2 separate regions of the Homo sapiens genome follow, and region 1 is linked to region 2. The links are chromatin loops, found by intact Hi-C in ENCODE. Cell type or tissue: psoas muscle. All regions are shown on one strand.

The links. Hi-C counts contacts between places; a loop is a spot of excess contacts. Peaks named below come from ENCODE experiments on the same cell type or tissue, not always from the same donor. Only the 100,000 strongest peaks of a DNase experiment are listed, where the experiment ranks them.
Region 1: it touches region 2 in a loop (2.5-fold over the local background); 7 of 110 quality-filtered maps call a loop at or near these places.

Annotation. Positions count from the first base shown.
Region 1 is chr2:72,577,486-72,582,485 of GRCh38, reverse strand. All of the region lies in intron 6 of EXOC6B (exocyst complex component 6B), which reads left to right. Among named protein-coding and RNA genes, the nearest start is that of EXOC6B, 250 kb to the left of the region's middle. In psoas muscle, a CTCF peak has its summit at 2,705 (motif pointing right); no DNase peak of the experiment used is centred here.
Region 2 is chr2:72,180,237-72,185,236 of GRCh38, reverse strand. It overlaps EXOC6B (exocyst complex component 6B), which reads left to right. Exons shown (of 22, transcript NM_015189.3): 21 at 1,050-1,162. Among named protein-coding and RNA genes, the nearest start is that of CYP26B1, 35 kb to the right of the region's middle. In psoas muscle, no CTCF peak of the experiment used is centred here; a DNase peak (open chromatin) is centred at 2,516.

The DNA of each region.
Region 1 (5,000 bases), 400 kb before region 2:
GAGTGTAGTGGTATGATCTCATCTTACTGCAACCTCCGCCTCCTGAAATTAAGTGATCCTCCCACCCCAGCCTCCAGAATAGCTGGGATCACAGCCACAGGTGCCCAGCCTTTTTTTATTTTTTTGTTTTTTTATGGTTAGAGATGGAGTTTCTCCATGTTGCCCAGGCTGGTCTGGAACTCCTGAGCTCAAGCAGTCAGCCCATCTTGGCCTCCCAAAGTGCTGGGATTACAGCCAGGCATAAGCCACTGCTCCTGGCCTGTAATCATTTTTGTGTGGATAGAATTTTTAAATTTTTATTTTTTGCCCATATATATATATTTCCCCTTCTCTTTCACCTTCCCTAAGGCCTATAACTACCGAGAATGTTGGGCAGGGTCTTTTGGCTTTTCTTCTATGGCCTATGAACTTCTGTCCGCAGATTTTATATTGAGTTTGTGATTGAACTTGGAAGCCAGTAGGTGGTGCATATGGGTCAGTGCTGATTGTGCCCAATGTGGTTGGGTATATATCTGACCCTTGTTTATTGGGAGAAGCTCTCTGTTGCCTCAGGCAATGGTCTGATCTGTGGAGTGCACCCTGGTCTCAGCTCCCAGCTTTGCCCTGGGGGTTAGGGGAGTGATGGGTAAGATGGGAGGGGTCAGACCCAGCAGGCCCACCTACAGGTCTGCCAGTGGAAGGCACAAGCACTAGTGCTGAAGGAGAATCCAGTGGGGGGCCACCAAGTGCCCAGAGGTATGCCTAGGTGTGGAGCAGGGAAATCTTGGTCCCAAGTTCTCTGCCTTGGCCAGCAGGGGCAGGGTGCGGGAGGTGGAGGCAACCCAAACTCCTTGTCCAGGAGATGAGTGCTTGAGGAACTTGGAGATCTGCTTGGGCCTCGGGTAACTATGAGAACTTTAAAGATGGTATAGTGACCACCTTCCTCGATTTAAATAAAAAAGGTCCTAAGTATAATAACCTTATTGATGGAAATCCTTTGGGTCATGATGAAGGTGTAAGAAAACTATTTGTCTATTTATTTGTTTTAAAATATCACATGAAACACACATGCATGTGTTCACATAAACACATTCCTACGGACAATAACATACAAATAACTTTTTTGAGATTATCTGAAGATGGTCTTTTTCCTTCATTTTAAATCACTTTTTTGTTTTGTTTTCATTTTGTTTGTTCGAATCTGATACTGGAGTGGGTTGCCAAAGAAAGATGTAGTCCAGAGCCAGTCCTGATAAGTGTGAAAAAACCCTGGTTTGAAACTACAGCTTTTTTACAGTTAATTTTGTTTGGTGAGACTTGAAGTGGCATCTTTGGATTCTTCCTATCTTGATTTTGACATTTATTTTCATGGTTATCCTTTGGGCTTCAGACACTAAACAAGGGATCACAATTCCACTTTACTGTATTGTTGATGGGATGTTATTGTAGCTTTGGTTTCTCTTAGCCTGCGGAGTTGATATGTGACTGGTTTATTCAATTGTATGATCTCATGGAACAGAAGTAAGAGTTAGGAGGAATGAAAAGAGAAGGTGGGAGAGTCAGTACAATGGTATAATGCTAGGGCAGTCTGGTTGCTTAATCCATGGGACTCTCTGAGAGGACTTTTGGAACTGACTATGGAAGGAACAAAGCAAAGAAACATTTCTGTCAGCTCCTTTTCAAGGGTTGTTTTACTTCCAGATTGTGCTGCAGGAGTGCTGAGTACTTCTTGTGGGGTTCCACATTCTGGTATTAGAAAAGTCCTAGGGCAGGCAGCAAGAAGTGTACTGTAAGTATCCAAGTATCCAAGTAACCTGATGTCAGGTTATATTATGTGATGCTTCCAGGCCTGTTCAGAACTGGTTGCTGATGGTAGCTGGAATAAGAGGTGAAACAGAGGATTTAAGTGGAGCACCAATGGTGTCCATTACAGAAACATAACACTTGAAATGTATGTAAATGCAAAATTTGTTATACAGTGATATTAGATGTCATTAATTATTATGTATAGAAATATTGCTGGGTTTCAGATGTTTCCATAGTAGATAGTGAAACAAGATTCCTGGCCGGGTGTGGTGGCTCACACCTGTAATCCCAGGACTTTGGGAGGCCGAGTTGGGTGGATCATTTGAGGTCAGGAGTTCGAGACCAGCCTGGCCAACATGGTGAAACCATGTCTCTACTAAAAATACAAAAACAGAGCCGAGCATGGTGGCACGTGCCTGTAATCCTAGCTACTTGGGAGGCTGAGGCATGAGAATCGCTTGAACCCAGGAGGCAGAGGTTGCAGTGAGCCGATATCGCGCCACTGCACTCTAGCCTGGATGACAGTGAGACCCTGTCTCCAAAAAAAAAAAAAAAAAAAAAAAAATTCTTATTTCTTTTTCAGAGGCAAGATAGGTAAAGCTTGCTTTTTTTTGTTTTTCGTTGTTGTTGTTGTTTGTTTGTTTTAATTCAAGAGACTTCACATGTATTTTCTCATTTAAGCCTTGTGGCAGCTTTGAGGTAGGTTTGATTAATTTTTTTTTATATATATAGATAAGGATATTGCAGAGAGAAGTAACCTGCCCAATTAATAAGTTGCAGAGTAAGACCTATCTTTCTCCAAGAAGCTTTGTTTCTCCCCTGTTATTGAAGCCTATATAATTATATTTGGCCTCTAAGGCCTAAATCTTCTTTTCAACTAGTTTCTTATTCTAAAGGTCATTTGTTTGTATGCCTCTAATCCACTAGAGGTCAGTATTGGATTGAGAAAGTCAGGAGCCTTTAGCTTTTGATTCTTATTATTTTTAACTCTCTGAGTCTTATTGCTAGGTAGCCCTGGAAGCTGCATTCCACAATAAATGTTTATTTAATGGCCTGTGTAAGATGCCTCATAGACACACTTTGACAGTTTTAGAAGTGTTAATAGTGAATTAGTTTGACAGTCCAGGTTAGGTCATGCTTGTGGGCTCTCCTCTAACTTCTAATGGGTAGAAAAGCACTCAAGTCAAGTCTTTTATAAGTTTTTATTGGGCCAAATCTCATTTTCACATGAATTCCCTTTTGTTACCTGTTGCCTTTATATAATAAATATCTAAATTTACTATGTGTATGCCACTTTCTGGACTTGGGGCAGTCTAAGAATGGTAAAGTGTTTTTCTTATCCTGAAAGAGTTGTATACACTGAGGTGCTTTACTGTCATTTTCACCTGGATACCCAACAGGTTTAGGGAACTCATCTTTTTTTATCCTGCATTCAACTTACTATTTTCATGGTTCCTATTGCTTGGAATGGCCCCACTGTTTAGTCATCACGGCCAGAATACTTGTAGTTATTCTTATTTCCTTCTTCTCTTCCATGTACCACATTTAAGTCAGTTAATTCTGTTACTTTTGCTTCTTGTAATCTGTTGCTACCTTTATTCAAGTTCTCATAATGTTATTTGGACTGTTTTAGTGATGTATATTAGATTTTCTATTTCCAGTCTTTGTCTTCTCTCAGTTGACCACTCCTTGACTCCTAGAGGGTTTGTCTGAATTGTAAAGCTGATCCATTATTCCCCTGCTTACATTCTTTCATTGTTTCTCTAACATTGAAACTGCTTTATATAGCATCTTTATCTCCTGTTATTCCTTTATAACCTATACTCTAATTATACAAAGTTACTTGCCGTTTCCTGAGTGGATAATATTTTTTTCATACATAGTCCTTCTCCTGCTGCTTCATTCTTCTGGAATGGTTACTTTTTTCATTTATCTCTGAAAAATCATATTTATTTTTTATCATATTTATCCTTTATTTGTTGATTTGCTTCCTGTAATAGTATGATGTGAGATTCAGGGGTCAGGGTCTCCATCTTATTTCTTTGTATCACCAGTGTGCAACACAATGCTTGGTACCATGTAGACTTTTAACACGTGTTTGACTGAAGGTAGGAGTACAGAGAGGAAGCATCATGAGTTAGAGCAGTGAGAAATTGCTTCCTAAAGGAAGAAGAATTGTACTTGGGTTTTGTAGGAAGGGTTAGATTGAGGCAAGGAAAGGTAATCAGGTAAAGAAATGGCGTAACTAAGGATATAGAAGTGGAAATTTACCCAGCGTATTAGGAGGTAGAGCCTCATCCAATTGGAAGATTCATCTTGGAGGGTATTGGGTAAGTACATTGGAAAATTAGGTTTAGCTTCTATTATGGTGGAATCTAAGTGTTAGATTATGAAGTTTAGACTTGTTTAAATCCCTCTCCCCACCTGCCCAATTTCCCTTATATCTAATTGACATGATGAACAAATGTGGTTTAAGAAGAGCCTGGCTGTATTAGGTAGGGGGATTGTAATTGGAAGGTGATGAGTTCCATTTTAGGTGTGATGGAAATGAGGTGATGGTGGAACACACATTAGTAATAGGAAACAAGACCTGTGCTACTGGGTTTTGGGAGAGTAGAAAGAGTGATTTGAGAGATAAGTGTTTGAGGAATAAACCTTGCTCAATTTCTCTATATTAGGAAATCAGAGAAGAATATATATGAAGTACTCTTGAGAAAGAGGTGGTTAAGTGTGTAAAAATTACTTACAAATAGAATGAACAACTAAGAAAATGAAAACACCTAGATGCTTTCTAAGATCTAGCTGCTGTTTGTATTCCTTGTACCCCTCTCCCTCTATTCCATCCCAGTCAGCAGAAGTCAGTCAGCTGCTTCTTTGACACATTATTATAATGATGGTCTCTGAAGGGATAGAATCAGTGATCTTGATGAAACAGCATAGCATGTTAGAAAAGATCTCTGAAGGGCTTTTTCTTTTTTTGATTTTCATGGACTTCAATGTCACATTTTCATTTTAATATATATTATATGTATTTATATATTTATATCAGTATTTAGTCTTCACCACCTCCTGCCAGTACCATAACATACATTTTGAATAGATGATAACTTTCATTTGTTCATTGCTTTTGAAACACTGACAATATTTTATTGATTGTGAAGGAAATATAATTAACTTGGGATTCAATAAAATACGACTTATGAAATCGTTTGGTT
Region 2 (5,000 bases):
ATCAGCACTTACCTATCTCCTGGAAAGGGAGAAATGGAGAATGTCTTGAGTCAAAAAGTACTGTGAGGGTTCTCCCTCTATGCAGTGATATGAGTCTGGGACTGTGCCCCTTCTAGAAGCTTTTATTTGTTTGTTTTACTTAGTTACAATTTTTGAATATTTGTTAGTGTGATGTCTGAGGCTAAAACTGACTGGGAAGGAAAGCCTTTGACAAAAGTTTAGTTTCTCTCAGTCAAAATCTCCCGTGTCAGAACTCAGCTCACCCTCAGAAAGCTCTCATTGTCTTTTCACACATCTAGCTCTTGGCACTTCTCTTTAACACTCATAACCCAATTCTAGCTAGACTCTGTGTCCTCAATCATGGGCTAATCTACTATGGCCCTGATTTCATCTTCTTAGCCTGTGTCTGCATAGACGTAACACATATTGCCTCTTATAAATGCTACATGATCCATTTATGCCTTGTTTCAGTGTTTCTGTGTTATCTGTGTGTCCTATTTGTATATAGGCATGTGTATATGTCTGTATTACCTAAGTCACTTGGGCTAAGTCAGTACAGCAAGTCACAGAACTGATACTTGAACCCAGACCTTTTAACCTTGAAGTTCAAACAATTGTATATGTGGCACTGGACTACATCCACCTTTATTTGTTCTTTGTTGAATACTGAGAATGGTTCTTGGCATGTTGAAGGCATTTGATAAGTATTTATTAAATGAGTAAGTGAATAATTATTATGATATTATTATCATATTTGATTCAGTCCCGTGTTAGTTTCTTTACAGGGTTGCCTCTGAGAGCTGACTGCTGGCATATAGTCTTAGCAATGTTTCCATACTGCTTATGGCAGAGATAAGTCTGCCATCTAATGTTTACTCACTTATTTTCTTGGTTGAAAGAATAGTCTGCAGCTGTTCTTTTTCTTATTATATTTTAATTTTTATATATCCAATTTATTAGCTGGTAGTGAAGGATGATGAAGTTTCTGGAATCTTGGTTTGTCTTGTCTGTCTGACTAATCCCTGGGGTGGGGTTTGGATATTTTACAGCTTTTGGATCTTTTCATCCAGTGGGATTGGTCAACCTACCTTGCTGACTATGGTCAGCCCAACTGCAAGTACCTCCGGGTAAACCCAGTGACTGCTCTGACCCTGCTTGAGAAGTGAGTACCTTGTCCAATGGTCTGTGTTGGGAGGTGGGGAGACAGGGATTGGGGGTTGGCGTAGAAGATAATTTTGCCACTGCCAATACCTTGAAAGATAGCCTTGTTCTGGAAGTTGCCATAGGCCCTGGGTGCTGTCAGCAATCTCAGTCACTGGACTTGGCAGGCCAGTCTTCCTCCTGTGGCTTATTAATTCCTGAGCCCCCAACAAGCCAGGCCAAGTATGGATCAGAATTGGATTCTGACATTACCTTCTAGTTTAATGGGTCTCTTACTAGCGTCTCTTACTAGATATGGCAAGAGAAAAAAAAATGGCTCGGTTTGGGGCTCAGGCCAGCCTGGTGAACAGAATGAGGCTGCCCTAGTCACCTGGGGTATGATGATGGATAGTGCAACTCCACAGAACAGATGGTTTCTCTGGTTCCTAGTAGAGAATCCCTGGAAATTATTTAGAATTATTGAAACCTTCATCTGTTCCCAGCTCCCACCCCCTGCCAGACTGAGCTTTATTGTGCTGACTATCCCAACAAAGCTGTGTTGGAGAAGGTGTCTAATTCTTGCCTTAAGCAGTCACTAGCCTGCAGAGGGTTCCCTGCCACAGAGCTGTAGCCTCTCTGAAGCAGAGGTGCTACCACTGAAAGTAAGTTAGGCAGCTCCAGGAAATCTCAGGGCTAACAAATATGTCACCCAGAAGCTGGGAAATGCTATGTATTACAGCCTGGCTCTGGCTTTGCTAATCTATTAGAGAGCTGGCAGGTCAGAGACCAAGACCCATATAAAAAGGCAGGTTTCTCTTGAAATCTGAGAAACTAGTTAAGCCCCAGCTACTTGGAAGAATGCCCTGCATCTAGGCAGTGTAGGAAGTCTACATATATGGCCAGTCAACCATGTCTCAAATCCTAGGAAGACAAGGCTCAGAGTCCAGGAAGTCAGAGTGGAGCCTTAAGCAGAAGGAGAGGTCAAAGTCTATCCTTCTTACTATGTAATATGAAAGGGGGAGAAAAGGGGAAGAGATGAAGGGTAGGCAAGAGCATGATGCAGGTGTATGTATTTGGAGCCAAGAGACTAAAAACTCAGACTGCAGTTTTCTCCTGACCACGTCAGAGATTGATGTTTCCATTTTAACTTTGTTTCCCATGGTTCTCTCTCCCACTGACCTTCCGCCCTAGGATATCTAGAGAGTAAGTATATTATTCACTTGGGCCTTTTCCATCACTTTGAGGCAAGTCCTTCTGGTTTCCTCATTGACACTAATGACTACACTAAAATCCCTAGCCTCTGAGTTGTCCCCGCCCTGACATACTAATCTACTAAACCAGCCTGGTGCCAACTGGCTGGCTGCCTTCTCTATCCTTGGCCCTTACAGTGACCCTTGGCTTACTAATTCCTTTGGGGCTGGGAGTGGCGGCAGGGATTTTCTCCCATTGTGCCAGGTAAAGGGTTGTTCCCATTCAGCTTCTTGGCACACTCAATACTCTTGCTAGTGTGGGGCCTGAAATAAAGCCCTGACCGAAGGGAGCTCCTCAGCAGCCTCCCCTACCTCTTGGTGGCTTTAAAATCTAGAACCTGCATCTCTTATAGAAGACCCTTTATTAGAGGCAAGGCTTAATCCCACAGTTCTTGGTGCCAAGCTGAAAGAAGGGAACATTTTGACCTTTGAGGTGGTGCTTAAATGGTCATATTTAATGGTCATATGTGTCCTTCAAATGGGCTCTGGGATTCCCTTCAGTTATTTACATCTCTCAGCAGTCCTTTACTCCTCCGTTCCCAGGAATCTCTGGATCTAGGAAATACTGGCTTATCCACTCCCTATGGCTCAACAATAGTCTAAAATAATTAGCCTCTCCCTACCATTCTGGAGCGTTGGCCAGTAAAGAAACTATGTGCTTAGCCCTAGCAATCAGAAGAGTTTAAAAGCTTCCTTCCAAACACAGCAGAGCAAAGGGCATCCAGATCACTACAATCCGTATCTCCCAGCCTCATAGGAATTGACCCCTTTACCTGACCTATTCCTGCTTTTCCACAGCCAGTTCTACCATCAGATCTTGACTCTCCTTTTCAACCTGGCCCTTCTTAGCAGGGCGAAACAGAAAGACAAAAGACCTGCTAAAGACATTGAGGGAAAAGAAGTGGCCCCTGCATCATTGAGAGGTGGCCATAGCTGTTAATAAAGTAGAACAGGATATTGGGCTTTCAGAATGGGATGGAAGGTGGGAGGGCTGACTTTTGTTTTTGGAGCATTCCTGAGTAGAAACCAGCAGGCCACCACTAGCCCTCAGGGTACTTGAGTTTATCTTTACAGTGCCTAGTTCCAACTCCAGGTCTTAATGGCCAAGAAATTCTAGCCTTTGTGGCCAAAGACTACCCTCTTTCTCCTAGATAATTACAGGAGCTTCCCTGTGGGAGCCAAAAGCCAGCGGGCTGCCTGTCTCTCAGCTGCTTCCAGGAGTCATGAAATTAATGATAATGTAGGATATTAAACTAAATGTCCTATGAATATAGGAAGTGGTTTTCTTCATTTCTTTTTGTTTGTTTTCTGTTGTTGTTAATGTTTAGATATATTGTATACTCAGCGGAGGAAAGGGAATCTTTCTTTGGAACTATCTAAAACTAGGCCAGTTCTACAAATGTAATTGTGCAACTAGTGTGTTAGGGAACAAATACAGTAATTATCAGAGTCTTAAGGACCCTCGTGCTTTCTCTTCAACTAGCGCAGTCACTTCCCCTTCTTCTTCCCTTCCAAGCACAGGCCTCCACATGTGGGTGGTCGTACCTTATATTCAATGTTCTGAGTTTGCTTGATGAGTAATTCCAGCCTGAAGGCTCTTGAGCTTAGATTAGTGAGATAATTCTTTTTTTTTTTTTTGAGACGGAGTCTCGCTCTGCCACCCAGACTGGAGTGCAGTGGTGTGATCTTGGCTCACTGCAAGCTCCGCCTCCTGGGTTCACACCATTCTCCTGCCTCAGCCTCTCGAATAGCTGGGACTACAGGCACCTGCCACCACACCCGGCCTACTTTCTGGATTTTTAGTAGAGATGGGGTTTCACCGTGTTAGTCAGGATGGTCTTGATCTCCTGACCTCATGATCCACCCGCCTCGGCCTCCCAAAGTGCTGGGATTACAGGCGTGAGCTACCGCGCCCAGCCGAAAGAATTCTTAATTAGTTTGTGGCTATCACTGTTAGCCAGAGCCATACAGCTGTGGTGCTCATTAGAACCTTTTTGCCATATATAATGCCCTTATGGAATATATATATTGTAAATTTATATCATATATACCAAACATAAATGCCCCTGTGGGAATCTCTGGCTTTTTGACTCACTGGCCTCTAATCTGCTCCTCTGCAAAGGGCCACCCACAGTGGGGGAGAAAATGGTGCAGGATTGGCCCAAAGTCCCCTGGGAAATAGCCTGGGGGCAATTTATAGCCCGGTGCCATGTTCCTTCCCTCCTCTCTTCTAGCCTGTCTCCATACAGCCCAGGGAGCAGTGAAGTCAGAGGGCTGGCCCAACTCTGGTGAAGACTGGCCTGCCCCTATCCCAGAGAGAAATCTGTCTTGGCATGTTCTCAATTGTCTAACACTGGAACTAGCTGTGGGATATGGGTCTGGTGTGCAGCAGCTAGGACAAGAGTTAGTGGCCACCAATAGATGTCAGAGGTTGTGGGCCCTCTGCAGGGAATAGCAGATTCCTGAATTCTGTCACAGTTGCTTAGTCAGACTTGGGGGTTCTGTGACCATCTCAGCCTAGTCTTGACTTTCTTGTCCATGTTTCCCAGTTAGGGCTGTCTGTCTGAAAGAACCACTGGCCAGAATTACCCATGGTTTGTGTTCTAGGAA